2 separate regions of the Homo sapiens genome follow, and region 1 is linked to region 2. A link is a loop called in an ENCODE intact Hi-C map of the cell type or tissue named here. Cell type or tissue: Caco-2. All regions are shown on one strand. Each heading gives the region's core, and the rest is flanking DNA. Links, peaks and the distances in the headings are about the cores only. Region 1 overlaps SPTBN1 (spectrin beta, non-erythrocytic 1). Region 2 has its middle 11 kb from the start of SPTBN1-AS2.

Region 1 (5,386 bases), core at 110-5,109, 120 kb before region 2:
AGTTTTCCGGTTTTAGTGCCAAACATTCCACATCCGGGGAATCTTCCTCAGTCCCAGGCACACTGGGTGGTGAGTCCCCCAGTTATATATGAAGATACCTATTACTGTTCCCTAATTGTATGTACACACACACACACACACACACACACACATACACACACACACACACACACACACATATCTATAAATAAAGGGCTTCTGGAAGCTGGCTGCCTATTACTGTGTACCTGATACTCAGTGGGTATTTGTGAACTCCCAGGAGGATAGTGTGTTAGTGTGTTTGCGTGTATCTCTGTATTCCTTCTTAGGGATGGCATACAAATAAATGTTTCATGAATAAAGGGATGAATGAGTAGGTAAAGTAATATAAGCAGTAATGCATATGTTTTAAAGTGATTTAGCTGGTTTTCCTTCCAGGGGCCTCTTCCCTGAGAAAAGAGCCACTTAATAAATGATGTCTTGAATGAAAGAATACATCATGAAAATAATTTTGTCCATGATGTGGCTAAACTAAAACTCCAGGAAGGGCTTAGGCTGGGCCTATCTACTTTTTTTGATAAAATGAAGTTTAATATGACCCTAGTGACAACCTCCCCTCATCCCCTTAAAGCTCAAATTTAGGGAACTCTTGTGGTTGGACTCTCACATACTCCCTAGGACTCTGCTGGGTGCTGGGGAATTTACTAAACTTTGGTGAGGAGAAGAGGAGAGGAGAGGGAAGCCACGGTACTAAGGTACTTAGGGAGACAGAAACAGTTCCCCTAGAAATTAGACATCACATTGTCTTTTTCCCCCCTTTCTTTTGAATGAGATGGGGCAAGAATATTTGGACCAGGATAAAGTTTTAAGATGCATTTACACTAATGTAATCAGGTTACATAGCAAAAAAATGTTAAAAATGTACCCTGGGAAATTGAAATCTATCCATTCTTCTAGGTGTGGCAGCTTATTCAGATTTTTATGTTGTGTGACCATAAAACGAACACAGCTTTTCTAACCGCGAGTGTCTTTGTTTACAGAGATAACAGTGTGAGTAATGCTTTGCTAGAAGCCAGGCAGTTAAATCACACTCTGAGCAAATAGAGGCTGGGCTTCAGAAACTTAGATAGCACACGAATGTGCAAACTTGGTCTTTTAAACTGAAGACATATCTGAAAGAAAACTGCTTTTGGCCCATGAACTACTTTCCCAGCCCTTTGTGCCTCCCAATCTCTGCCCCCCTTTACAAAAAATCTTTGTTTTTCCTCTACAAATATACATATATGATTTCAATTTGGAGGTGGGATGTTATTTTTTTCACTTGAAACACAAGGAAGCAATTTTTAAAAGTCATACTCGTTCAGCAGTGGGCTTGACTGTAGCCAGTTTGACTAGGAGTTCTTGGCTACAGAACCATACACTTGCAGTCTTTATCAGGGTAGTAAATTCAGATGGGTTTTTGGAAAGGGAGAGGGCTGGAGTTGAGGGAAGGGCACTAGAGCAGTGTGACCCACGGCCCAGGAGCAGTGTGAGTGGGAAGGGGCTCTAGAAGCTGACTGCCTTTGTGTTTGCCACAGCGTGCTGGGAATCAGATGAGAAGGCGGGCCCAGACCCCACCAGATACTCATCTCAGCCATTGTTGTCATTAAATGACTCTGAAATGACCTTTCTTACCTCAGTTTCCTGTGAGCTCATAGTTGTCTGCAGATGTGAATTATGTCATTGATCTTTGCTCCCTCTTTGCTTATAAGGAGTAGCTGTTCTGCTCCATGTTTCTGGAAGAGGAAAGTGATGCACAGGTCACTTAGTAAAGCGGTCCCCAGCCTTTTTGGCACCAGGGACTGGTTTTGTAGAAGACAATTTTTCCACAGATAGGGTGGAGGAAATGGGGAGTTGGTTTCGTGATGAAACTCTTCCACCTCAGATCATCAGGCATTAGATTCTTATTAAGGAGTGGTAACCTAGATCCTTTGCATGCACAGTTCATGATAGGGTTTGGCTCCTGTGAGAATGCTGCTGCTGATCTGACAGGAGGCAGAGCTCAGGCAGTAATGCTTCCCATCCACCACTCACCTCCTGCTGTGTGGCCGGTTCCTAATAGGTCACGGGCCAGGACCAATACCGGTCTGTGACCTGGGGGTTGGGGACCCCTGACTCGGTGATTCAGCAGTTGATTTGGGATCCTCTGTCTTTGTTCCTCCTCCCTCAGCGGGAATTCACAGTGTAACTCATTTGCTAAGGTTTTCTGCGTTAGAAACAGAACTCCTTTTGGACTACTAGGAGACATGGTCATTAGAATAATTATGATTCTTAGTATGACTCAACCCCTTTTTAATATTCAGCCTTATGGAGGGCCTCTGCCTGCGGCTCTTTGCTCAGGCACTAGGGCCACAGGGGTGTAATTTCTATCTCTGCCCTCAGGAAGCTCACAAACAAGTCAAGAGACAGGAAAACGGATCCTGTTTTTCTAATGGGATTTGAATGGATGTATTTATGGGAGGGGGGTGCTTTGTACACCTGCAAAACAGAACACCAGCCCTCCCTTCTCCTCTGGGGTTGCTGTGAGAATCAGTTAGAATAATGTGCATGAACCCCGTATGGAAAATACAAACTCATAATTAAATCTAAGAAATTTTTGTGGGGGGACACAAATGTTGGGGTTGTCTTTGTTCTCAGGTCCCCTCAACTGGTCTAATGAAGGAAACAGACACCTTTCCAGTAACAATAGCCAACATTTATTGGACACTTATGTACCAGACTGTGCTATTTATGACATACATTATCTAATTTCACAATCAGAAGAATGCTAGAGATAGGGTCAGGCGTTATCTCTGTTTACAGATGAGGAAAGCAAGGCTTGGAGAGAATGCCATACAGTTATTAGTGTGGCGGAGCCGGCCTTTGCACCTGGCTGTTGACCACGCCCTAGCATTAAACCATTACCTCACACTGCTTCTCCGAGATAGTTATCTTCTTGGGATCATTTAGGTGTGGCAGGATCTGGAGGGAGCAGTTGGACCCAAGTCTCCTAGCAGCAGCCTACACGTTTCTTGAGTCTGTTTTGAAACAACTTCCTTAGCCCTAGCTGCGCAGAAAGCATCCTCCCCTCAGAGTGATGATTTTTATCATGTGGTTTCCTTCCTCCTGCCTTTGGAGGTCAGGTCTTCTCACCCAGGGTCAGAAAGCCCATCAGTTGCTGATAAGCTGCAGCACTTGAGTCACAGGGTGCAGGCCTGTGTTTAGAATGGGTCATGCTCATGTCAGGCACGTGGGGAATCAGTGATCCCATGAGAGCTCGATCAGTGCAGTCTGGTTTGGAATTGCAGGTCACACCCTTCCACCACTTTGCTCATGTGTCTACTGATGCCTGTGATGTAGTTAGTTAAACCACTGACTTCTTTCTCCTGCATCAAACATGACTTTTTGAAAAAGTGTGTGGGGGCTTTCCAGCATGAACCAGGCATAAACCAGGTACCTTCATGAACATATTATTTATCCCTTCAGTCACCCTGTGTGCTAGGTGGTATCATAACTGCTTTGTGGATTGAGGAACCTGAGGACCAGAAAGATGACTTGAGGTGGCAGCCTCATTTAGCCAGCAAGTAAGAAAATGGGTGATGGTGAACTTCTGCAGCAAGAGGGGGCCGTTTTCAACATTTCTGTGAATTCAAGGCGTGTGCTTCGTCTAAATAGGTGGAGACACGTAGGAAGGCATAGTGTATACATCCATCAGCACATGGGTAGATTTTGAGGTTTTTTTTGTTTTGTTTTAAATCCAGAGCGTTGTGTATTTGATCATTCTTGGAGATTCAGCCACATTCACAGGTGTTAAGTGTCACACCTAACCTAGCAATACAATACACAGCTGAAAGAAACCAGTCAGGTTTTCCCAATATCAATTTCTTTTTATTTTCTTTTCTGCAACTCCAGAGGATTCAATAATGTCAATTTCTGATAAAGCTTTTGCTATTGATGAGTAAATTCTTCCATTAAAAAGATAACAGTCTGCTAATTTGCTTATCATTGATGTTGCAAGAGCGTAACATTGGAGGGATGAGTAATGCATCTGCATATCTCGAAGGACAAAACTGACGTCCACCCACTTGTGGATACGGTATTTGGTAAAAGTAACTAAGGTAAAATTGCCTAAGGGCATTTAACTTGAGCCATAGCTTAAATTCAGGTGATATTGAGCGTTGACATATCAGGATTCTTTTGTACACAGAGACGTGGATGTAGACCCACTGGTAGCAATTGCAAAGGCTCTGGATTTTTAGCTGCTGGATGAAATACCTGCAGCTGAACATCTGTTATGATGCAATTAAGCAGTGACTCAGTGGCGTGAAGGCTCAGTTTCGATGTATCGGGAACTCCTTTGAATCTGTCCACAAACTTCTCAACCAAAAGGAGAGGAGAAATGTGTACAGACATTTGAGAGGCTGGGTCTCAACATGCCTCTGCCTAGGCAGTCATGGGAACCTGGTCTTTTCTCCTGAGACAGGAATTAACCTGTAGTACGAGAAACATGGTTGGATGAGTGGTTAAAGCAGGGCCCAGACTTTGGTACAGTTTAGGTTATGGTAGCAGGGATAGGGAGAGAGGTGGATGATGGTAATGGTCTGTGTTTTTTTCCTTTTGTCACTCAGATCCAGCTTTTTTTTTTTTTTTTTGAGAGACAGTCTGGCTGTGTCTCCCAGGCTGGAGTGCAATGGTGCGATCTCGGCTCACTGCAACCTCTGCCTCCTGGGTTCAAGCGTTTCTCCTGCCTCAGCCTCCCCAGTAGCTGGGATTACGGGTGCCTGCCACCACTCCCGGCTAATGTTTGTATTTTAGTAGAGACAGGGTTTTACCATGTTGGCCAGGCTAGTCTTAAACTCCTAACCTCAGGTGATCCACCCACCTCGGCCTCCCAAAGTGTTGGGATTACAGGTGTGAGCCACCGCGCCCGGCCTTCAGCTCTTCTTTCTGCTATTGCTTTGGCCTAATTAATAACTTAAAGCTGGAACGTTGATGTCAGGTATGTGTAGGTCCAGGAAAACAGCTGTTGGCTCTGTTACTTCAATTTTTTTTTTACTCTATACTTTGAAGAAGTAGTACTTTCTAGAACTTGTACTCAAAACTCAACTGACAAATCCTGGAAGGCCGTTGCTTATACGCTCTAGTTGATGCGCCACAGCTGCCTGGCTGTGAGAATGGAGTAGCATGTACCTCTTAATTAGCCAAGAATAAGTGCCGTGGAAGAAGGCAGGATGACTTTTTAGAACCCATTTTTAGCTTGAAGATCACTGAGGGAGCCATCAAATCCATCCACCTGTTCAATCAATATTCAGCCAGCAAGTGGGTGTCAAGGTGAGCAGCTTACAGTGCTGAGCACACTGGAAACACAGGTGTGTAAGGGACAGCCACG
Region 2 (5,386 bases), core at 124-5,123:
TGAAGTCTCCATGAAGCCAATATCTTTCTGATGCTAAGGAATGTTTATCTGTGCAAAGGTGATAAGGTAGAATCAATTAAATGCAGAATGGATTCAGACATCTGGGCAGATAATTGCAGCCAGCCACAAATTCAGTCATTCTGCTGTCTTCTATTTCCTTTCCATTTTAGGATTCTCACTTTTCTGACCTATGATTGTCAAAACAGAGTGAGAGGAGAGTAAACTGAGGCCACTGATCAGACCTAAATCAAGGACTGAGAAGGTATTTGCAGTTCATTGGCATATGTTTGCATTTCTGTTTTTGCAGTGTTCCATGATAACATCCCTTAAGTACAGGGTGTGTCCACAAAACCTTAAAACTGATGGAAAGTAAACATTTAAACCAACTAGTTGATTGCCCATTGTGATACCATTAATGATTTTTCCCCTCCTTGAATTAACAGAATTTTGGGCTAATTGAAATGTCAAGACAACTTTTAATCCCAGAAAACCTAAATGGGAAATCATTTCCCAGTAAGATCATAGAGCCACCAAAAGGACCACATTCGAGGTCAATATACAACCAATAGCACTCTTCCACATAAAGAATAATCAGAAAAATATAATAAAAAGAGATCCCATTCACAATAGAAACAAAAACCATAACGTACCAAGAAATACCTTTGATGTGAAATTTTTTTGACCCAAGAGAAGAAAACCAACCAATCAAACAAAATGGCGGTGACAAGAAAGCTTGACTAAATGGAAACAAGAACCATGCTCTTTTTTAAAGGAATGAATTCTACTCAATCTAACTTATAGGTTTGACCACTTCTCAATAAAAAACAGAATGTTTCTGAAAGTTAAAATTATTTACCTGAACTAGAGAATGAATAAACATAAAACAAGAGATAGCATCAAAGAAAAGGATTGTGATGATCATGGTGGGTACTAGCACCACCATTTGTGAAAAAATATTCTCAATCGGTGATAAAGACTATGATGTTGATGCATGTCAGCGGAACTGATGCAAATCAATGGAATAGAATATAGCAGCTAGTACATAAATGAACATTATTATGCATAAGAACCAAAAATACTATAAGGAAGTTCATATGATCAATGGGAAAAGAAAGATTAGATACTCTTAAAAGTAACTATTCATCTTCTAATTGCACACAGAAATTAATTCTAAATGAATTAATGAGAATTTCAAAAAGGCAAAAATTATCAAACTAGATTATGGAAAGGAATCTTTGTCAGACCTCTGATGGAAGGGAGCAATGTCAAAGCATGTAAGAGTAGATACAAATGCATAAAAACTTCACACTCTAAAATGCAATAACATAAAGGAAAGCAAAATCAGGTGACAGAGGGCAAATATCTCCACTGTAAAGGGTGGAGAAGATTTAACATTTGCTGATTTTTTTTTAAAAAAAGCAAAGCCTCTAAGATGTCAATATGGGCAAACATACTCAGGGAAGAAGTAAACTGGTCAACACACAAACGAAAAAATATTCATTTTCATTAGTTGCAAAAGAAGTGTAAAGGCAAAACATAAATAGATTCAAATTTTGCTTATTAAATTGTATTTCAAATGGTAGTATATTCCGATGGTTTAAAAATCAGAAAGTATAAAAAGTGTATAGTGGAAAGTCTCCTTCTTGTGTTTATTCCCCTAGTGCCAGTTTCCCAACCCTGTGCTTAGATTTTAAAATATTATGGGTCTATGCAGATACACATATAGATTTTCCTCCTTTTACTCTGAAGGTAGCATACCAAAAACATCATTCTGAAATTTGCTTTTTTGACATAATAATATATCTAGGAACCCTTTCCATATCAGTACTTAGCTTGCTCATTTTTTGTAGTTATATAAAACATTTTTCATTAACATTAGTATGTTGAAGTATATCTGAATTTAAATTGGTTTCATTTAGAGTTTTTTAATCATTTCAGAGGTACACACACATAAGATATTTACAAGTTATTCATTCAACATTTTTTGAAGTCCTACTGTATGGTAGAAAACAGATATCTATCTAGAAACTAACAGACAGCCTGGTAAATAATAAAACTCCATTGTGTAGCTATCCTACAGTTTATTTAACCAGGTCACTGTTAATGTTCATACTTTTCCTATAGGTGAATTGTTTTCTTTATAGTTTTCTAGTTTCATAATTACATTTAATAAATTTTTATTTTAGGCTGGGCACGGTGGCTCACGCCTGTAATCCCAGCACTTCGGGAGGCTGAGGCGAGTGGATCACAAGGTCAGGAGTTCGAGACCAGCCTGGTCAATATGGTGAAACCCCATCTCTACTAAAACTACAAAAATTAGCTAGGCGTGGTGACGGGCACCTGTAGTCCCAGCTACTCGGGAGTCTGAGGCAGGAGAATCGTTTAAACCTGGGAGGCAGACGTTGCAGTGAGCTGAGATCGTCCCACTGCACTCCAGCCTGGGCGACAGAGTGAGATTCCATCTCAAAAAAGAAAATAAAAAAATACACATTTTTATTTTAATAAAAGGAATTTGCATCTCATTAATGCATTTAATAAAGTTGTTAGAAATATTGATTCAATTATTAAAACTACATCAAAATCTATAGATGTTAATTATCATTCAGAAATATTGAATTCCCAGTTTCAGGGATTAAGCATAAACATAGTCATAGATACCTAACAGGATAAGACCAATTCCTGCAAAAATGTGCTACCATGAAGGCAACTCAAGATTTAGTAACACGATATTATGACAATATTCTGTGAAACAATCTGTCAGCATTTTCAGAAATATGACATACAATGCCTGGAACACCAGCCAGCCAGGCTTCTTGGTAGACATGTCAGTGAGGACAAAGCTGCACCGGGGTGACATATGTTTTTAAATGGCTCAGAGGCCAAGCACATTGCAAGGTGTCAGGCATCCCTCTGACATTTCAGTTGAATATAAATTTGGAGCTGAATCTTTATCAAAGGTAAATATGTACACACAGTAATGCTTTCATAAGAGAAAATCTCAGGTAAGCACCCTATGTAATGAAGACAGTAACTTATTAACACATAGCTCAGCTATCGATTGCTGTGTTGTAAGCCATCTCAAAGCACAGTAGCTATGTGATTTATTACTTGTCATGGTTCTGCGGTTGATGGAGCTCCACTGGGAGGAGCTTCTGCTCCACGTTGGGTGGCTGAGATCACTCATGCGACTGCATTCAGCCGGCAATTTGGCTGGAGCTGGGATGTCCAAATGGCCTCTCATCCTCCAGGATCTCCTTGCACTTGGCTTTTCACCCTTCAGCGGTTCCTATGGTTTGGATGTCCCACCCAAGTCTCATGGTAAACTCTAATCCCCAATGCTAGAGATGAGGTCTGGTGAGAAGTGTTTAGATCATGGGGGCAGATTCCTTGTGAATGTCTTGGGCCATCCCATCCCCTTGGTGATAAGCAAACTCTCACTCTAAGTTCTTGTGAGATCTGGTCATTTAAAAGTGTATGGCACACCACCCCCTGACCATGCTCCTGCTTTTGGCTTTTGCCATATGATGAGCAAGCTCCCATTTCACCTTCCACCATGAGTAAAGGCTCCCCAAGGCCTCCCCAGAAGCTGAGCAATGTTGGCACCATGCTTGTACAGCCTGCAGAACCATAAGTTGATTAAACCTCTTTTCTTTATGAATTACCAAATTTCAAGTATTTCTTTACTGCAATACAAGAACAGCCTAATACAGTGGTCTAGCTCCAAGGAACATTTGAAGAGGACAAGCCCCCATGTGAAAGTGTGTATTAAGCCTCTGCTTGCACCACACTAGCTAATGTCCCATTGGCCAAAGCAAGCCACATGGCCAAGGCCAGAGTCAAGAGCTTGAACACATAATACATAAGGGCATGACAACCAGTAAGTGTATTTCCCTGAGGCCATCAAAGTATAAAACTGCCACATCATGGTTTTTCTCTGTTTTACTTGAAAGGATGATAAAATTACTAGGAGGGAGCAAGTGAAACACTGAAATAGTGCCAGAGGAGACTACACAAGAAATTCCTCTAACTTTAAAAATCAGCCTCCTGCTGGATGCAGTGGTGGGCACCTGTCATCCCAGCTACTCAGGAGGCTGAGGTGGGAGGATCACATGAGCCCAGGAGTTCAAGACTAGCTTGGGCAACATAGCAAAACCCCATCTCTAAAAAAAAAAAAAAACCATCCTCTCCAAATCTTTTTCTTTTTCTTTTTTTTCTTTGAGACAGAGTCTTCCTCTGTTGCCCAGGCTGGAGTGCAATGGCGTGATCTCGGCTCACTGCAAGCTCCGCCTCCTGGGTTTCACGCCATTCTCCATGTTAGCCAGCATGGTCTCGATCTCCTGACCTCGTGGTCCGCCCACCTCGGCCTCCCAAAGTGCTGGGATTACAGGCATGAGCCACTGTGCCTGGCCCCATCCTTTCCAAATCTTAAGAGTGCAGCTGAACAATGTTGATTACAAAGGGGTGAAATGTGTAAACTTGTTGGTAAAGCTCATTTACTGACAAGCTTTACCAATAAGCTTTACCAAAGGGCAGCACACTTTTAGAAAATGTCAGTTTGTTCAGCTAATGGAAAACAAGCTTTACCATATGGATGGGTCCTTTTGACTCTCCTTGCCCAGGGTTCTTAGGGGAATCTCTGCTGTGGGCCCAGATGTCTCTGCAGGCCATCAGATTGAAGCAGGGGGATGAGTGTGACCACATGGATGGTATGATGCCAGCCTTCACCACTACCAAAGGGCCTGAGTCTCAGTGACACTAGGTAGATCAAAATGAGGAACGATTCCATCAAAAAATAAAGAATTCAAATTCAAAAGACAACTCTGTGCAGAGGATGAATAATTAATTAGGTAAGGGATGGTAGCAAGAAAATTGGGATTTTGTGGATAAATTGAACTGTTTACATGGAAAAACAAAACAGACCAACCATATCGACAGACTCACTGAATCTCGACCAGCTGGAAGCAGGCATATTGGTTGCTAATATGGAAAACTATTCTGACAGTTAAAAAAATTAATGACAGTTAAAAGGATGAATGCTGAAAGAACTGCTTAAACCCTCAAATAATGAACAATATCAAGAAGAAAAGGCAAAAAGAGGATAGTAGTGAAAACAAAATACAGAAGACTTACTTCAAAAGGAGGAGCAGAGCAAGATGGCTGAATAGAAGACTCCACCAATTGTCTTGACTGCAAGGGCAGCAATTGAACAACTGTCTACTCACAAAAAGCACCTTCATAAGAATAAAAAATCAGGTGAGCACTGGTTTTAACTTTATCTAGCTGAAAGAGGCATTGAAGAAGGTAGGAAAGACACTCTTGATTTGCTGACACCACCCCTCCCCCGCCCCCTGGCAGTAGCAGCATGGCACAGAGAGAGAATCTGTGC

Evidence for each region. Hi-C counts contacts between places; a loop is a spot of excess contacts. Peaks named below come from ENCODE experiments on the same cell type or tissue, not always from the same donor. Only the 100,000 strongest peaks of a DNase experiment are listed, where the experiment ranks them.
Region 1: a loop joins it to region 2, with 8 times the contacts of the local background. A loop is called at or near these places in 2 of 110 quality-filtered maps.

The regions. Positions count from the first base shown.
Region 1 is chr2:54,571,424-54,576,809 of GRCh38, forward strand. The region is part of intron 2 of SPTBN1 (spectrin beta, non-erythrocytic 1); the gene reads left to right. Among named protein-coding and RNA genes, the nearest start is that of SPTBN1-AS1, 15 kb to the left of the region's middle. RefSeq lists silencers at 3,075-3,234, 3,305-3,364. In Caco-2, for the core only: no CTCF peak of the experiment used is centred there; DNase peaks (open chromatin) are centred at 1,058, 1,536, 2,928 and 3,208.
Region 2 is chr2:54,688,836-54,694,221 of GRCh38, forward strand. No RefSeq gene overlaps it. Among named protein-coding and RNA genes, the nearest start is that of SPTBN1-AS2, 11 kb to the left of the region's middle. RefSeq lists a silencer at 2,877-3,171. In Caco-2, for the core only: no CTCF peak of the experiment used is centred there; a DNase peak (open chromatin) is centred at 3,136.